2 separate regions of the Mus musculus genome follow, and region 2 is linked to region 1. The links are chromatin contacts, found by Hi-C or POLR2A ChIA-PET in ENCODE. All regions are on one chromosome and are shown on one strand. The core of a region is the stretch at or near the end of the contact, and the rest is flanking DNA. Distances in the headings are between cores, read along the strand shown.

Region 1 (7,546 bases), core at 1,393-3,892:
CCCTAGCAGTCCTGTGGAAGGACTGTCATCCAGATATTCCCACCACACACCCTGCCTCTCCTCCCATGGCTTCAGGATAACGAGATGATATTGTTTCTTTTTTCTTTTTGACTTCTACATTTCATGTAAATGTATGCCTATCTCAATTAGGTTTTGACAGTTCTTGGGGAATATGCACGAAATTTCCCAGAAAGGAGTTGCTTTTTCAAGTTGAACCTTCTGCGAGGAGACTGATCAACCAATGTGGAGAGGTTGGAATGTTGCAAGTTCAGAGCCAACTTATCTCAGGCCATCTTTAATCTCTCCTGACAGTCCTCGAAGCTATGTGACAGAGGTGGAGCACCTGGAATGCATAGAGAACCAGGTTCCCTTTGGAAAATATTCACTCGCTTCCACCAGCCCAAACCCGAAGGTACCATCAGTACGTGAGGCCTACAACAGGGTTCTCTGTTTTCCTGTAGCCAGCCTCTCTGATGCTCCCAACAATGTATTTGAAAAGCACCTTGATTCATTTTTATTTATTTATGACTTTATTCCATTACTAGAGAAACTTCGTAAAACTGCTTCCACACTGTTAACCCAGAATTTAGGGGAAACTAACTCTCTCTGGGTTCCATGGTCACGGCCATGGTCACTCACATTTATCTCCAAAATAAACGTCTCTTATCTTCTCTGAGAGAGGGAGAGAGAGAGAGAAAGTGTTATGGTTTTGATTTGATAGGAGTTTGAGGCCAGCCTGGGTTTGAGACATGAGGTCCTGTCTCAAAATAAAGAGAAATAATAAAAATTAAAACAGAGCCAGCAAGTAGGCTCAGGAGGTTAAAAAACCAAATGTTCACATAACCTCATGGCCTGAGCCCCATCCCCAGAGCCCGTGTAAATAAGCCAGATACAATGGCTGACATCTGTAACCCCAGCAGCTCTATGTCAAGACGAAAGATGGAGACAGAAGCTCTTGGGCCAGCTTACCTGGAGCACACTACATGCCAGAAACAAGAAGGGAAACCCTGCCCCAAAACCAGTGGAAGAAGAGAATCGACTCTTGAAAGTGGTCCTCTGACCTTCACACACACAGTGTGGCACTCATACACCCACACTCACACGAGCACACACATGTGCACACACAGTGATAATAAAATGTTAAAATAGACCAGTATAGCTAGTCATGGCGGCTCATGACTAGATCACGTATAGATCAGGTATAGCTAGTCATGCCTGGACTAGGGATGCTGAGGCAGAAGGATTATGAATTTGAGGCCAGCCTGGGCTATATAGGAGTTCATGGCCAACCTGGGCCACCTAGTGAGACTATATCTTGAAGAAGAGGAGGGGCTGGCTCAGTGGTTAAGAGCACCAACTGCTCTTTCAGAGGTCCTGAGTTCAATTCCCAGCAACCACATGGTGGCTCACAACCATCTATAATGGGATCTGATGCCTTCTTCTGGTTCTGGTGTGTTTGAAAATAGCTACAGTATACTCATGTACATAAAATAAATAATTCAGAGAGAGAGAGAGAGAGAGAGAATTGAAGGAGCAGGGTACAGGCTTTGACTGCCACCTTCTGGGTGTGAGCAGCCAGCCTTGGCAGTGTCTGTTTAGACACAGGAACAGTGGGACCATCTAGGGACAACAGTGCCTCTGGCTTTCTTGCCCTGCTGCAGAACAGTGACTAAGCACATTTGGAGACTGTGGTCCCTGTAAGGAAATGCTACTTCTGAGATACCTAAATATGAAAACTAATAGGTTGCAGTATTTATCAGCCTTGGAAATGAGACACTGAGAAAGGCTTGGTCCAGCTTCCAGGGTTGGGTCTATGTCTTGGTGGGTTTAACGGAATCCTGGGTGGTGTCAGGCCTCCGGAAAATGCAGAATTGTCAGCCTCACCCTGTTCCTTGAAGAAGTCACCTGCTCCTCCCCACAGGGAACATCTGTGCCAAGAGGCTCCTCCCCCATGGAGAATGCGACTCTCCCTGCCTCTCCCCTGTCAGCTGGCCAGAGCAGCCTGGAGAGCATCCGTCAGCTTGCCAGCTGCACGCCTGCCCTTCTTTCTCAATCTAGCTTAAGTTTAATTTAATATTTTTGATTTGCATAGAAAGTAACAGGTGCCCTCGTGACATTTTTCAAACATGCTTGCTTTTGGTTGACCAACCTCTCCCCCTGCTCCTGCCCATCTCCCTGATTTGGGTTTATTTCTTTGTTTTACATTCATTTGTGTTATTATTTATTGTGTGCCTGTGTGCACATATACATGCACAGGTGCACATGCATGTTCTTGCACACACACATGTGGAAGTCAGAGGGCAGCTCCCTGGAGACAGTTCTCTTATCCAACAATCTCTTCCACAGTGTGGGGTTCAGGTATTGAACTCAGATAGTCAGACTACATAGCCCTGGCTGGTTTCACACTTCTGGTGATTCTCCGGCTTCAGACTCTTGGATGCTGGGATTACAAGCATGCACCTATAGCAAGCCATGCCCTCCCTGTGCATTAGCATCTGGTACATAATCTTGGGGACTGGTGTGTCGTAAACACACACGTCAAGCACAGCGGGCAGCTTGGCCATTTGTCAAGTAGCAGCCTGGTGTCTTTGTGGCGTAGACTGGAGGTGGCACTGGGAAGCCAGGGACTAACCCTGAATGAAGCTGACTTAATTAGGGTTCTTGTTCTTGATGTAAGGTCAAAGCAAGAAGCTCAGATGCCCATAAAGGGTGGCCTGCACTCCAGTGGGGACTAACCTCACAAGTTCTGAGCACTGGGACTCTGGCCTGTTTATTTTTAGAAGCTGTTGACATTTATCAACAGCCAGTTCCACCCCTGCCACTCCTTAAGCCAAAGCCTTACTTACAGCTGTCTGAAAGCATAGGCAAAAGACAGTGTTGGCTCCCAGCCTCTCCCACCCCTACTGAATCCTGTCCACCAATGTCAGGGCTGCACTGTGTTTTGTTTGTTTGTTTGTTTTTATTTTTATTAATTTTTAAATATTATTTTTTTCCATTTTTTATTAGGTATTTAGCTCATTTACATTTCCAATGCTATACCAAAAGTCCCCCATACCCACCCACCCCCACTCCCCTACCCACCCACTCCCTCTTTTTGGCCCTGGCGTTCCCCTGTAGTGGGGCATATAAAGTTTGCGTGTCCAATGGGCCTCTCTTTCCAGTGATGGCCGACTAGGCCATCTTTTGATACATATGCAGCTAGAGTTAAGAGCTCCGGGGTACTGGTTATTTAAATATTATTTATTTATTTATTATTATTTATATGCGTACACTATAGCTGACTTTAGATACACCCCAGAGCTTGAGCTATGAGCCACTCCACATGGGTGCTGGGATTCCACCTCCAGCCCGGTTGACTGAGCAGTCCTTTAGCGGCTGATCCATCTTCCCAGCCCATACCCTCTTAAAGCTGGCAGAGTACAAACAACAGCTTTGGGATCGTCCTGAGTGTGGACTAAAGACTGGCTCAATAGCTGCGCATCCATCCCCACCATCCCCTTCTTCCCACAGCACAGCTCGGCTTCCTGCTCTGCACAGGCACTGCCACTCCTGTGTGCTGTCTGTCCATCCAGATGCCTCACCTGATAGAACCCTGCTCACTTTCCTCTGTGTTTTTTTATTTCCTTCATCTTCTGTCATCAAGGGTGATGGGAGTGTAGGTCCCAGGGTGTGAACATGGTTTTGTTACTTTTTGTTTCAGCGTGGACACAGTTTTGTTACTTTTGTCTCAGGCGCTTCACCAGATGCACTCGGGCTGTTCCATTTCTTCTGAGTTATTGGCTAAGTTCCCACTTGGTAGGTCAGGGTCTGCAGAAGAAAGCTCCACCACAGAAGACTGCGAGGAGCGTCCGCAAGGGGCTCAGCGACTCGGAAGAGCTCTGAGTATGCAAATAGAACACTTTGATTTTCTTCTGTCAGAGTCATCGAAAAGACGAGCATACTTTCGTATTTAATTTTTTTTCTTCTATGTATTTATTTGTTGATTTGTTTTGGGGGGCACCGAACACAATGGTGCAGAGGTGGAGGAACAACTTTCAGGGGTCAGTTCTCTCCTTTTGCGGGAGCAGAAGATAAACATCATCCCTAGAAGGCAGAGAGATATGGGAAAGGTCACAGAGAGAGAATCATGGTGGCAAACGGGTTCTCCCGACCTGAGACCAAAAAAAAAAAAAAAAAAAAAGGCCTGGGGATGCTATGGGGGTGTTGGGGGGGGGGATCCTTCCAGCGCTCCCGTTCCCGTTCAAGCTGGTCAGATATGTACAAGGCCTGTCCTAAGCATGCTTACCCAAAGTGTGGGCATATATACTCCCCTTTCTTTGTTTAAACGGAACAGCCCACTATCAGGGGAGGGGAATTTGCCCTGTGCTACCAAAACAACAGAACAATTTAAAAGACCTAGGTTGGCCCAGGGAATTTAGCTATCAGTGTCCTCTCTGTTTTGCAGAGAGTCTTTCTCTCTGTACTTTACTCTCTGACTCTCTCTGTTTCTCTCTCTCTGCCTCTGTCTCTCTGTTTCTAATTCTCTCTCTGTGTGTTATTTGTGTTTTTGTGTACCTATGTGTGTGTGCATTCTTCGCTTGTAATAAATTTTGTCAGCCGGGTGTGGTGGCGCAAGCCTTCAATCTCAGCACTCGGGAGGCAGAGGCAGGCGGATTTCTGAGTTCGAGGCCAGCCTGGTCTACAAAGTGAGTTCCAGGACAGCCAGCGCTATACAGAGAAACCCTGTCTCGGAAAAACAAAAACAAAAACAAACAAACAAACAAAAAACAATAAATAAATAAATAAATAAATTTTGTTGCCTGTTGCTGCTGCTGTGTTTGAGACTTTATTTTTCTGTTTTTAAAAAAGGATTTATTTATTTATTTGAGCACACTGTAGCTATTTTCAGACACACCAGAAGACGGCAACAGCTTCCATTACAGATGGTTGTGAGCCACCATGTGGTTGCTGGGAATTGAACTCAGGACCTCTGGAAGAGCAGTCAGTGCTCTTAACTGCTGAGCCATCTCTCCAGCCCTCTTTATTTTTCTTTTATGAGTGTTTTGATGCATATACATGCACCACAAGCATGAAGTACCAAAGGAGGCCAGAGGAATGCATCGGCACCCCTGGGAATGGAGTTACAGACAGTTGTAAGGCACTATATGCTGGGAACTGAGCCCAGGTCCTCTACAAGAGCAGCAAATGCTCTTGACCACAGAACTGTGTCTTAAGTACCATGCCTTTTAATTCTGGTAAATCCTCACATTCTCCTAGCAACATAGAAATATGACCTATATACAATAAAACTCACCCACTTGATGTTTCCAGTTTTCAGTGGCTCTGCTGTGTGAGCCTCAGAACAGTGTATCTTTCAATGCCCAGATGGCTGCATGACCCTAAACTCTTCCTCGTGGATGGTCGTCACACAGAGGCTTTTCAAGGGCAGAGGTGAGCATCAGCGTCCTATCCACCGGGTGCTGCGGGTGCTGTTGTTTCTGCTATCATTGAGGCTGTGCTGGGCATTACTGAGGCTGTTGGAGTACCATGGACATCGGGTCTGCACCTCAGCAGGTCCATGTTTGCTTTACTCTTCTGTCCCTTTAATCTCGTATCTCCTCAGTTCTTTGATTATTGGTGCTTTGTGGAAGTGCATGCGTGCGTGCGTGCGTGCGTGCGTGTGTGTGTGTGTGTGTGTGTGTGTGTGTGTTGTGCATTTCTTGTAGCTTCTTGCTGTGAATGGACCCATGTCTTCCTTACACATAGGAATGTTTGTCCCATAAGGCAAACTCTGCCTCTTCTCTTTTTTGTTTTGTTGCGGGCGGGGGGCGGGGGCGGGGGCGGGGGGCGGGGGGCGGGGGCGGGGGGCGGGGCGGGGGGCGGGGCGGGGGGGAGTATGTCCAGGCTTCACGCCTTGCTGGCTAGCGTCCAGGAGACCTACCTTGTCACCTAAAGAGTGAAAGCTTGAGGTCCTGCCCCGTGTTGGTAAGGAGATGCATCAGGATGACAAGCCTTTGCCACCAGAAACCCTCGGGAGTTTTTCCACGTAATGAACCTCCACGCAGGTCAATCTGAGTCTGCACTCCGCTGCTCCAGAGGAGTTGAAGAGCAAAGATGGTCACTGATCTTGTTTCCCATTTTTCTCCCAGTCAGAACCTCTGGTGGCAGAGATGTTTGTGTAGTCACATGGTGGACCCAATGCTTGTTGTTATGTCCCAGCACACGATCAGGAGTCCCCTGACCCTTCAGGCCTTCAGGAGGGGTCACCATGACCTAGCAAGCGTATCTGTTCTCCTCATTGCTCTAGCTGCCGCGTGGTACCTGCTCACTGGGGTGCTCAGTGGTTGCTGACCACAGAAAGCCCACAGATGACTATTTTCTGCCATCTGCTTCATCTGTGGTGGTTTCACCTCATCCTGCGGCCTTCTGTTGAACTCTCAGAGGCACTGAGGAGCCCTGACAGAGGGCAGGAAGTGGCTAAACGAGAGTGCTTTTCCATCCTCTCAAGGCAGAACAAAACCACAATACTCCCCTCTGCTGAAGGGGCCATTTTGGGGGCTGGGCCAGGGGCCGGAAGTATGTTCCTCCTAGAAGACAACATCAGGCCAGGGCATGGAAGGCCCAACCCCTGCCACAACCATACCAGTAGGCATTGTGCTCAGCAATGTTTTAGTGCTAAATGCAGTGTCCCATTTAGAGTTCTAGGTCTTACCCCATCTCCCTAGAAACCCAGGCAATGACCTGTGAATTTGTGTGCCATGCCTGCCCCTCCCCCATGCTCCATTCACCTCAGTTTTAGTCTGGTAAAGTCGCAGGGCCACGGAGAGTGGCAGCAGCTGGTTGTACTTGCTGGGTTTGCACAATTGCAGCTGTGCCCTGTAGCCCTGCCAATGCTGCCATCTGGAGGTTAGCAGTGCCCCCTGGTGGCGCCTGAGAATCAAGAGTCACGGGGACCTGGGTACAGAAAACTGGACAGGCACACTGATCCACCACATGACTTCAGGGCCTCCCAGTCTCTCACAATGTCCAGCACCCAGCTCAGAGAACAGAATCTAGATGTAGAGAACCCGAGGACATGGGGAAAAGTCACAGGGGAAAGGCAGAGGCAAGGGGATTTCCCACTCCCTTAGTGTCACTGGGACTGAACCATTGAAGTAGCCCTCAGCAAAATGGAGCCAAAACCCCTCTGCACAAAGGCAGGTTGCTGCCTGTAGCCCTCTGCGCTTGTATGGGAAGTGTCTCAACGCCACCACGCCCGGCTATCTCAACGCTTTCTTAGCAGGAGTCTGCACACGGATTTTCTAGCAGGCTACTACTCTGAGTTAATTAGTGATGATGCGCTTTTGGATGCATGGAGCAAGTTCCATGCCTGGCAGTGGTGGAGCATGTGCATGCTTTTAATCCTAGCACTCAGGAGGCAGAGGCGGAGGTGGAGGCAGGAGGATATCTGTGAGTTCAAGGCCAGCCTGGTCCACAGAGTGAGTTTCAGGACAGCCAGGGCTACATAGAGAAATTCTGTCTCAACCAATAACTAACTAACTAACTAACTAAATAAATAAATAAATAA
Region 2 (7,546 bases), core at 3,326-5,825, 78 kb after region 1:
AGAGGGTTGTGAGTTGCCGTGTGAGTATTGGGAGTCAACCCCAGGTCTTCTAGGAGAGCTGCCAGGTGCTCTTGACAGCTGACCCCACTATTACAAATTCTAAAATATGTTTACTTATACACACACTTATTCCTGGCATGGTAAATTCTGATGACCATGATTATAAGTGATTACATAAACAAAGCACTCTGCAATCCCAATTACTAAAGACACACAGGGTTCCTGAGACAAAGGCCTAGACAGTGAACACCACAGGCTACGGCCATGCAGTTTTTCACTCATGCTCAGCTCTGCAGAATAAAGCCAACAGTTTAGACACTATGAACATGCAAATAAAACATACAGGCAGCTGCTGGTTTGTTGGTTCTAATCTGCTGCCCCAGTATAGGTTCTGAAGGAATATATTCTAAATACTATTCCTTAAAACTAAACTTTTAAAAAGAATAGGCAAAGAACTCAATGTCCATTCTTAGCTAAGATCAAATTTAGTTAAATTAGGACAGATCTTATACACTCTCGTAGTCATCTGACAACTGATAGAGACAGCATCTTTTTATGAGTCTGACAATCTCCCCAAGGGAAGACTGGCATAGCCAGAAATATGTAAAAAGCCTTAAGAGAAAGGCAAATTTGCCATCCCCAAATGGCCCTCTATTAAGAATAGACAAGGCATCTTTACAGTGAAATAGCTGTTAGAGCTAGATTCAAAAGTTCTGTTATGGTTATAAAACTAATTTTGGTATACATATACAGAGTATCATTCAGTCGTAAAAAGGGATGAAGTAATGACAAAGCCACAATGTGAATCTTAAAAACACGGTGTTCACTGAAATAACCAGACACAAAGGCCATACAGTATAGAAAATGCTATATGCTATGTGTGGAATATGCAAATTCGTAGGTTAGTAGCTACCAGGGGCTGAGGGGGAGGGAGGAACTTGGAAATGCTTATGGGTACATGGTTTTCTTTGAGGTGATGAAATGTTTTGGAACTAGATGGGGTGGTGTGCACAGTACTGGGACCACACTAATCACTATAAACTTGTACCCTAAAAGAAAACTTCAGGATAGCAAGCAAGAACCTCCAGGTCTACCCACCGGATAGGTCTCTGGAGCAGCCACACTATTATTATTATTATTATTATTATTATTATTGACAAGCGTAACACCACAGAGTGCTGCAAGTCAAGACACTGTAGACATACTCCTGAAGTCAGGATGACGCCTGGGTCTGAGCCATATAACTCCTAAAGTCACCCTCCACCCCCAGTGTATGACAACTTAGCTTCACTTACTGCAAAGAGCCTACGTCATAGACACAAGTACATCAGGCACTCACCGACTTTTTGAATGACCTCTATGTTAGAGAGTGGGCAGAGGTGGAGACAGGGAAATAATCAGACCCCTCCGATATATTAAAACTGGCTTATCTATATAGGATACCCCCACCAACTGCAGACCTCAGGAGAGTACCAACATGTGCAGCAGTGTATTACACACAGGAGGAGCCAGGAGCTGGCACCACAGTCACATGGTCTGATGTTAGCCTTTACAGATTAAACATCGTATCCAGATGCTGGCTGTGGTGGTGCAGGCCTTTACTCCCAGAATTTGGGAGACAGAGGAAACTAGATCTCTGATTTGGGGATAGCCTGTCTACATAGTGAGTTCCAGGCCAGCCAAGGATACATACTGAGACCCTCCACCCCACACCCCTTATGGTCTTCCCCACTACTCCCGCCATAAAGAAAGTGCCTGGCGAAGCAGCTCAGTGTGCTCACTGCATGAGCTGGACAGCTGAGTTCCACCCTCAGAGCCTACACAAGAGGGAAAGGGGAGGGGAGGGGAGGGGAGGGGAGGGGAGGGGAGGGGGGAGAGGAGGGAAGAACTGACTCCACATGTCCACCTCAGAATAAAAGAAATGATAAGATTTATTTCTATTTTATGTGTATTTTATGTCTGCATGTCTAGTGCCCATGGGAGCCAGAAGAGGGTGACGGATCCCTGACATCAAGGACATCAGTGAGCTGCTGTGTGGGTGCTGGAACCCAACCCTGAGTCTCCCTGAAAGTTCTCTTAACTGCTGAGCCATTTCTGTGGCTCCAGTAATAAAGGTTTTTAAAAACAATAATCAAGAGATAAATCTAAGGAGTGTTTGCTTTGCATTAAAAAAGTTAAGAGAACGGGGGTTCAGTGGGAAGAAATGGGAATTGGTAATAACTTTCTTATGAAAAATGCCTCATAAACCAAACATTTACAGACAAATTAAGAGAGCGTCAAGTCCATCCGTGTGTGAAATCCATGCTAAGGTCTGCTCAGGCAAGTGACTTTCATTAGAGCTTCCCTTGTCACGGAAGCCAAAGCATTGGGGGCATTTTCTCTTCCATTATTCTAGTGTTTAAAATGCATAGGACTTTAAAAAACGTATGTAATTTGTGTGTATGTGTCCCAACGTGTGTGTGTGTGGAGATCAGAAAACAACTGTATTGTCGGTCCTCTTTACCCACCATTTGGATTGTACTTGACGGTAGCTACCTTTACCTGTAAAGCCATCCCACTGGCCCCAAAATGAAAAAATCCTCAACTAACACTGGACAGTCCAGTTGACCTCAAGAATTGGTATAGGCTTGCCTGGCCTGGAACTTGCTATATAGACCAGGATGACCTTGAATCTAGATTACTGCCTGACCCTGACTTCCAAGTGCTGGGAGTAAAAGTATGTGTCAGGAATGGAACTCAGATCCTCTGGAAAACAAGCAATTGGTGCTGAGCCAACAATTCAGGCTGGAGTGGCAGATTTTACTTTACGCTTTTGGTCAATTAAATTGCAATAAAATATTACACTTAGAAAAAAGACCATCAAGAAGAGACTAGCAGAACTCCTTCAGGGACAACCTTTTAGGGGGACATTCTCTGCCTAACAGTTCCAATGACTTATCTGCATCAATTTCAGATGTTTCAAAACTAAATTTACAGTAGACTGCTGCTAGAAGTGCCCGTAGCCACTGATTTATGTTTTCATAGTCTCCCACAGAGCTCAACACAGTTCCTCACATACAACAGCAGCTGTTTAGAATTGTTTCAGCAGGTGACAATCAGTAAAGAGATACAGGACAAGTGGACCTTCCAAACAACAGAAGCTGGTACGAAAAGTTTCATACACTTTATGTTATCTTGTGAAGAATAACACACAACCTAGGCACAAGAGTGCTCCCATATAAGATTTTAGAAAGCATCTGTAAAATGTCCTTCCACAGACACTTAGCAAAATACCTCCTCTTATGGTCAATTTCAAAGGGCTCATAGGACAAACATTTGCTCAAACAGATTTGCGGCCCACTACAGATTGACTGTGCTTTGCCATGTGCAAGCCTGGAAATGAGGGCATCAAGTCCAAGTGTTCCCAAATCTTGAGCCTCCCAACATTTCCTTCCCCAGTGACGTTCCTGTCCAAGAGCGCAGGTGAGTGGCTTGGCCGCTGAAGTCTGCTAGCAGCTGGTCAGAGGAGTCTTTCTGCAGCTCTTCTCCATTATTTCTTGATTTCTAGGTTCAAACCTTTTAGTTTTCCAGCCTCGTCCTTCTCGGTATTGGTTCCATCCCCTCTTCCCTCCCCAGGGTTCGGTCCTCAGTTCCCCTGTTTCCTCTACGCAAACCAAGCCAAGCCGACATCTCTCCCAGGACAGAGACAAAACTTGTCTTCCTCGGCTCCCATTCGCTTGCATCCTCTCGGAGCAAGGCTACCCCGAGACCCAAGGAATGGGACTGTCAGGCGTCCTCCCGCGGTCCAGGCCTTTGCACGGCTCTACTAGGCAAACCCTCCTCTACCTCCAGGGCGTCCAGTCGGTCCCTCCCCGCCTCCAGGATTCCCAGCCTGATCTCAGGAAGAGAGCGGGCGAGTAGGGGATATCCTCGCCGCGGCGAGAGCTGAGCGGATCGCAAACCATGCTAACCCCGCGGAGCCTTGCGCACCACCTTCCGGGGATCGCGTCCTTCCACCTCTTCCACAAACCTCCCCGGGCTGACGGCTTCAAAGCTCTGCCAGCTCCGCCCCAATCGGCGTCACTGTCCACTCAGAAGCGGGACGGCTCCGCCCAGCAGGCAGGTTGTCACCCGTCGCACAGCCCCGTCCCGCCCTCCGGTCCGGTCAGCACCCAGCTGACCCGGCGCCGCTGCCCTCCCCGGAGATCCAACTGGGCTCCTCACACCCCTCTTCACACCATGCTACTCCAAGTCAACCGCGCCCTCCCTCAACACCACGACGGGCACGCCCGGCCTCTCGGTTCGGTTATCCTAATGCCGCCACAGAGAGGTGACCTCCGCGCCCGGCTCTGGCCCGCACCTGCAGAGCGCAAAGCTAGCCACCTACCATGCTCCCCAAGGCTGCCGAAGCGACTTCAATTTTCTGCGCAAGCGCACGCCGCTCTTCCTCTGCGCAGGCGATTGCCGCGGCGGCTAGCAGCAGGCGCTCTGCGCAGGCGCAGTGTTCGAACGCTCCCTTCAGGTGACTGGGGGGGCTCGCTCCGTCTTCGGCTCTCCGCGTGCAGCGTGGACAGGCGCCCCTCAGCTCCGAGGCACAGCGTTTGGGTCACATCGTAACCTCTCTCGGAGGCTGTTGCTGTTCTGAGGCTCTTAGGCTTACGCACTCTCTGGAAGCTGGCTGGCCGGCCGGCTCCCGGGACTCCAGTTCCCGGCGTGCATCGCGCCGCGCGAAGGACGACGGAGCTGTCCATCGGCAGCCTGCTTAAAGGAGCCGCACCTACTTTCCAGCTGCGCGTCAGAAGCGCCTGAAGTAAGAAGAGGGCGGTGCCGTCCTCGGTGTCCTGGTCCCGAGGCCAGGAAAGAGATGAGGGCAATTCTTTGGCGGCCCTGAGGTTCGCTGCGTCGGGGAACTCTCGATCGGGGACAGTGATGCTGAGGTCGCATGTCCAGAGAGCGGCCTCCTCCATCGGGGTAAGCTCTGCAGCTGCGGGACTTCTGTCCTGAGATGCGCTCCACCGGGGTCCTCATCCGGGTTGCTCAATCCTGGCGACTCCTACCCGGGGCTCCTTCTTGGTTTGTCTCTTCCAAAGGGGATCCTTCCTAGGAGACTGCCTTTGTCTACTTTCCAGGGGGTGGAGGGTCTTTTCCTAGAAGTTCTTTCGGGGTATGGGGGAAGACAACCGTTTCCAAGACTTCACCTAAACTCGGAGGTTCAGCTCCCCGAGCCTCCCGTTTTTTTGTTCTTCCCTGTAATTTTTTGTAGTCTCTCTGTCCCGCCCCGTGAGGCTGCCCGCAGACAGCCTCTTCTTAAAGATAAACCTGGAAAGACGCCCCAAGATTGTCTCTTTCAATAAGGGATGTGGGTGCCCTGCAACACTTGACTTAAGCTTATACAGCCAGGGAGGTTGGCAGAGTCAACAATCAAACCAAGATGGTTTACACATTAATTTCTTAATTTAGGTGGTAAAACCAATCAAGTAAGTTGAAAGTGACAGGGAAGGTCACTCTGGCCCAGTGGGTTTAACCTCTCGTTTATTTATTGTCAGCATCCATCTCATCTTCCTGGGGTGCAATGTAGATTTGCTTACTTACCAGAGAAGTGTTTGCTACTGATGAAAGGGCCTCTTTCTTCATAGATCTTTTTCTCCTCCTTGGCTTCCCTAACTAAAAAAAGAACAAGCAGCTGGCTAGTGAGTAGGCTCTGTGTCTCCTCTCTTTGTGGATTTAAGTTGGCACCTCCTGAACAAATAAAGTAGCTATTTGAACAGCCCTTTGGGCACCACCAAGAAGCCATGGTTCATTGGTTCTAAGTCATATAGGCTGTTTGCTCTGCCTCTGTTTGACTTATCTTCCTTTGGTGCATGGCATCTTATTCCTCTTCTGTATTATATTCTCTATTTCTTTTTCCAAAGTAGTTTCAAGGATTGGCCGGCTACTGAAGTGCTTCATCTTTGGCAGCTACCTGTTATGTTCATGTGGGTACAGGTGCTCTTTTAAAATGTACTTTAGAGTTAAAATAGGCTTTGCTGATGGAAGAAGACACATTTAATCCCAGCACATGGGAGGCAGAGACTCAGATCTCTGCGAGTTTGAGGCCAGCTTAGTCTACATAGCTAATTCCAGGACAGCTAGGGCTGCATAGTAAGACTGCCTCAAAAATAGATAGGTAGGTAGATAGATAGATAGATAGATAGATAGATAGATAAATGAATGGATACATAGATAGATACATAGATAGAAAGATGAATGGATAGATAGATAGGCTTTAATTCAGTAATTTTTCCCATTGAGACTTTTCTTTGCTGTCTCATCCATTTCTCCTTTTTTATATCATCTTGTAGAGAGCAGAGCTCTACTTTGGAGGCTGAGGCAGGAGAAGCAGATGCTTGAAAGTAGCCTAGTTATGTAGTAGTAAACATTGTGTTTCAAAAATGGATTTGAGGGTTTTTTTTCTTCTTAATAAACTCATGACTGAGACTATAAGGCTGAATCACCACGCCTAGGAATTTATGTGATTCTTATGCCGGAAGTATTGATGTTGCTGTGCCAAATGAAAAGTAGCCTGGAGTTTGACTCTCAGAAGGTTTCTTCCTCAAAAAAAAAAAAAAAAAAAAAAAAAAAAAAGAAAGAAAGAAAGAAAGAAAAAAGTAAGAAAGAAAGAAAATAAAGCTAGGGACAGCATTACACACCTTTAATCCTAGCTTCATTCAGGAGGCAGAGGCAGGAGGATCTCTAAGTTTGAGGCCAGCCTGGTGTACAGAGTGAGAACTAAGCCAGAGTTATACAGCGATACCCTGGATCCTGTCTGTCTCTCTGTGTCTCTGTCTCTGTCTGTCTGTCTGTCTCTTTCACACACACACACACACACACACAAACACACACACAGAGGAATGAATAGAAAGGAAAACAGAAAGCAAAGGATTTTGTCTGTGTTGCCCTGGTTGTCCTGGAACTCAGAGATCCAAGTTCTTGTGTTTGTTTTTGTCAACCTGTCTCCATTGGCTTTCCCTTCCTGGTCTTATCAGAATGCTTGCCTCCCTCTCCTGGGTAGAGTTAGAGTCTTTAGAAATGCCACCTTTTATTTTTGCTACAACTAGCCCAGGTCTGGAAAATCAATGGGGGTAGCAGAGAAGTAAGTGTGTGTGTTTGTGTGTGTGTGTGTGTGTGTGTGTGTGTAGGAGGCAGACTCCCAGGGAGGTGAAATGCTGGCATATTTGGGGGTGGAGGATGCTGTCCAGGCAGGACAGTCAGTTGGAGGCTCCGCTAAGAGACTAGAGGGGGTATATCCATGAGCTGTAAATTGTATAAACGTGGTATATTTTGTTTTCTTTGTGGGCATAACTCCAGGGGTTCCATGTACATCCGATTCCTAGAGTTTAGCTCCCTTTCCCTTGGTTTCTTCTTCAGCCTGTTTTCCGGCCTCCTAGATCACTGTCTCTCAGGGTCGGTTACTGAGCACTGCTGCTACCGGCTTCTAACACAGTTCTCTCACCTGCCCAGCCAGTGTTTTCCTGTCATCTCAGCTGGAGCTGGCACTGAGAACTTCCTCACGCCCCTAAACGAGACT

Evidence for each region. Hi-C counts contacts between places; a loop is a spot of excess contacts on that map. ChIA-PET counts read pairs that join two places held with the same protein, here RNA polymerase II (POLR2A).
Region 2: a map of v-Abl transformed pro-B cells shows a loop between it and region 1 (3-fold over the local background). The contact joins the promoter of Tmco3 here to the enhancer-like site in region 1. A Hi-C loop is called at or near these places in 1 of 37 maps with a recorded cell type or tissue (v-Abl transformed pro-B cells). POLR2A ChIA-PET finds 5 or more read pairs at or near these places in 4 of 5 experiments (Patski and embryonic stem cell).

What each region holds. Positions count from the first base shown.
Region 1 is chr8:13,207,214-13,214,759 of GRCm38, forward strand. No RefSeq gene overlaps it. Among named protein-coding and RNA genes, the nearest start is that of 2810030D12Rik, 10 kb to the left of the region's middle. Within about 2 kb of position 2,643, at least 1 of the 3 ENCODE cell types and tissues checked has a DNase peak (open chromatin) inside an H3K27ac peak, as active enhancers do.
Region 2 is chr8:13,283,438-13,290,983 of GRCm38, forward strand. It overlaps Tmco3 (transmembrane and coiled-coil domains 3), which reads left to right and starts at 4,576. Exons shown (of 13, transcript NM_172282.2): 1 at 4,576-4,950. Dcun1d2 (DCN1, defective in cullin neddylation 1, domain containing 2 (S. cerevisiae)) reads right to left here and starts at 4,689. Exons shown (of 7, transcript NM_001024504.2): 1 at 4,367-4,689. The coding sequence starts at 4,369.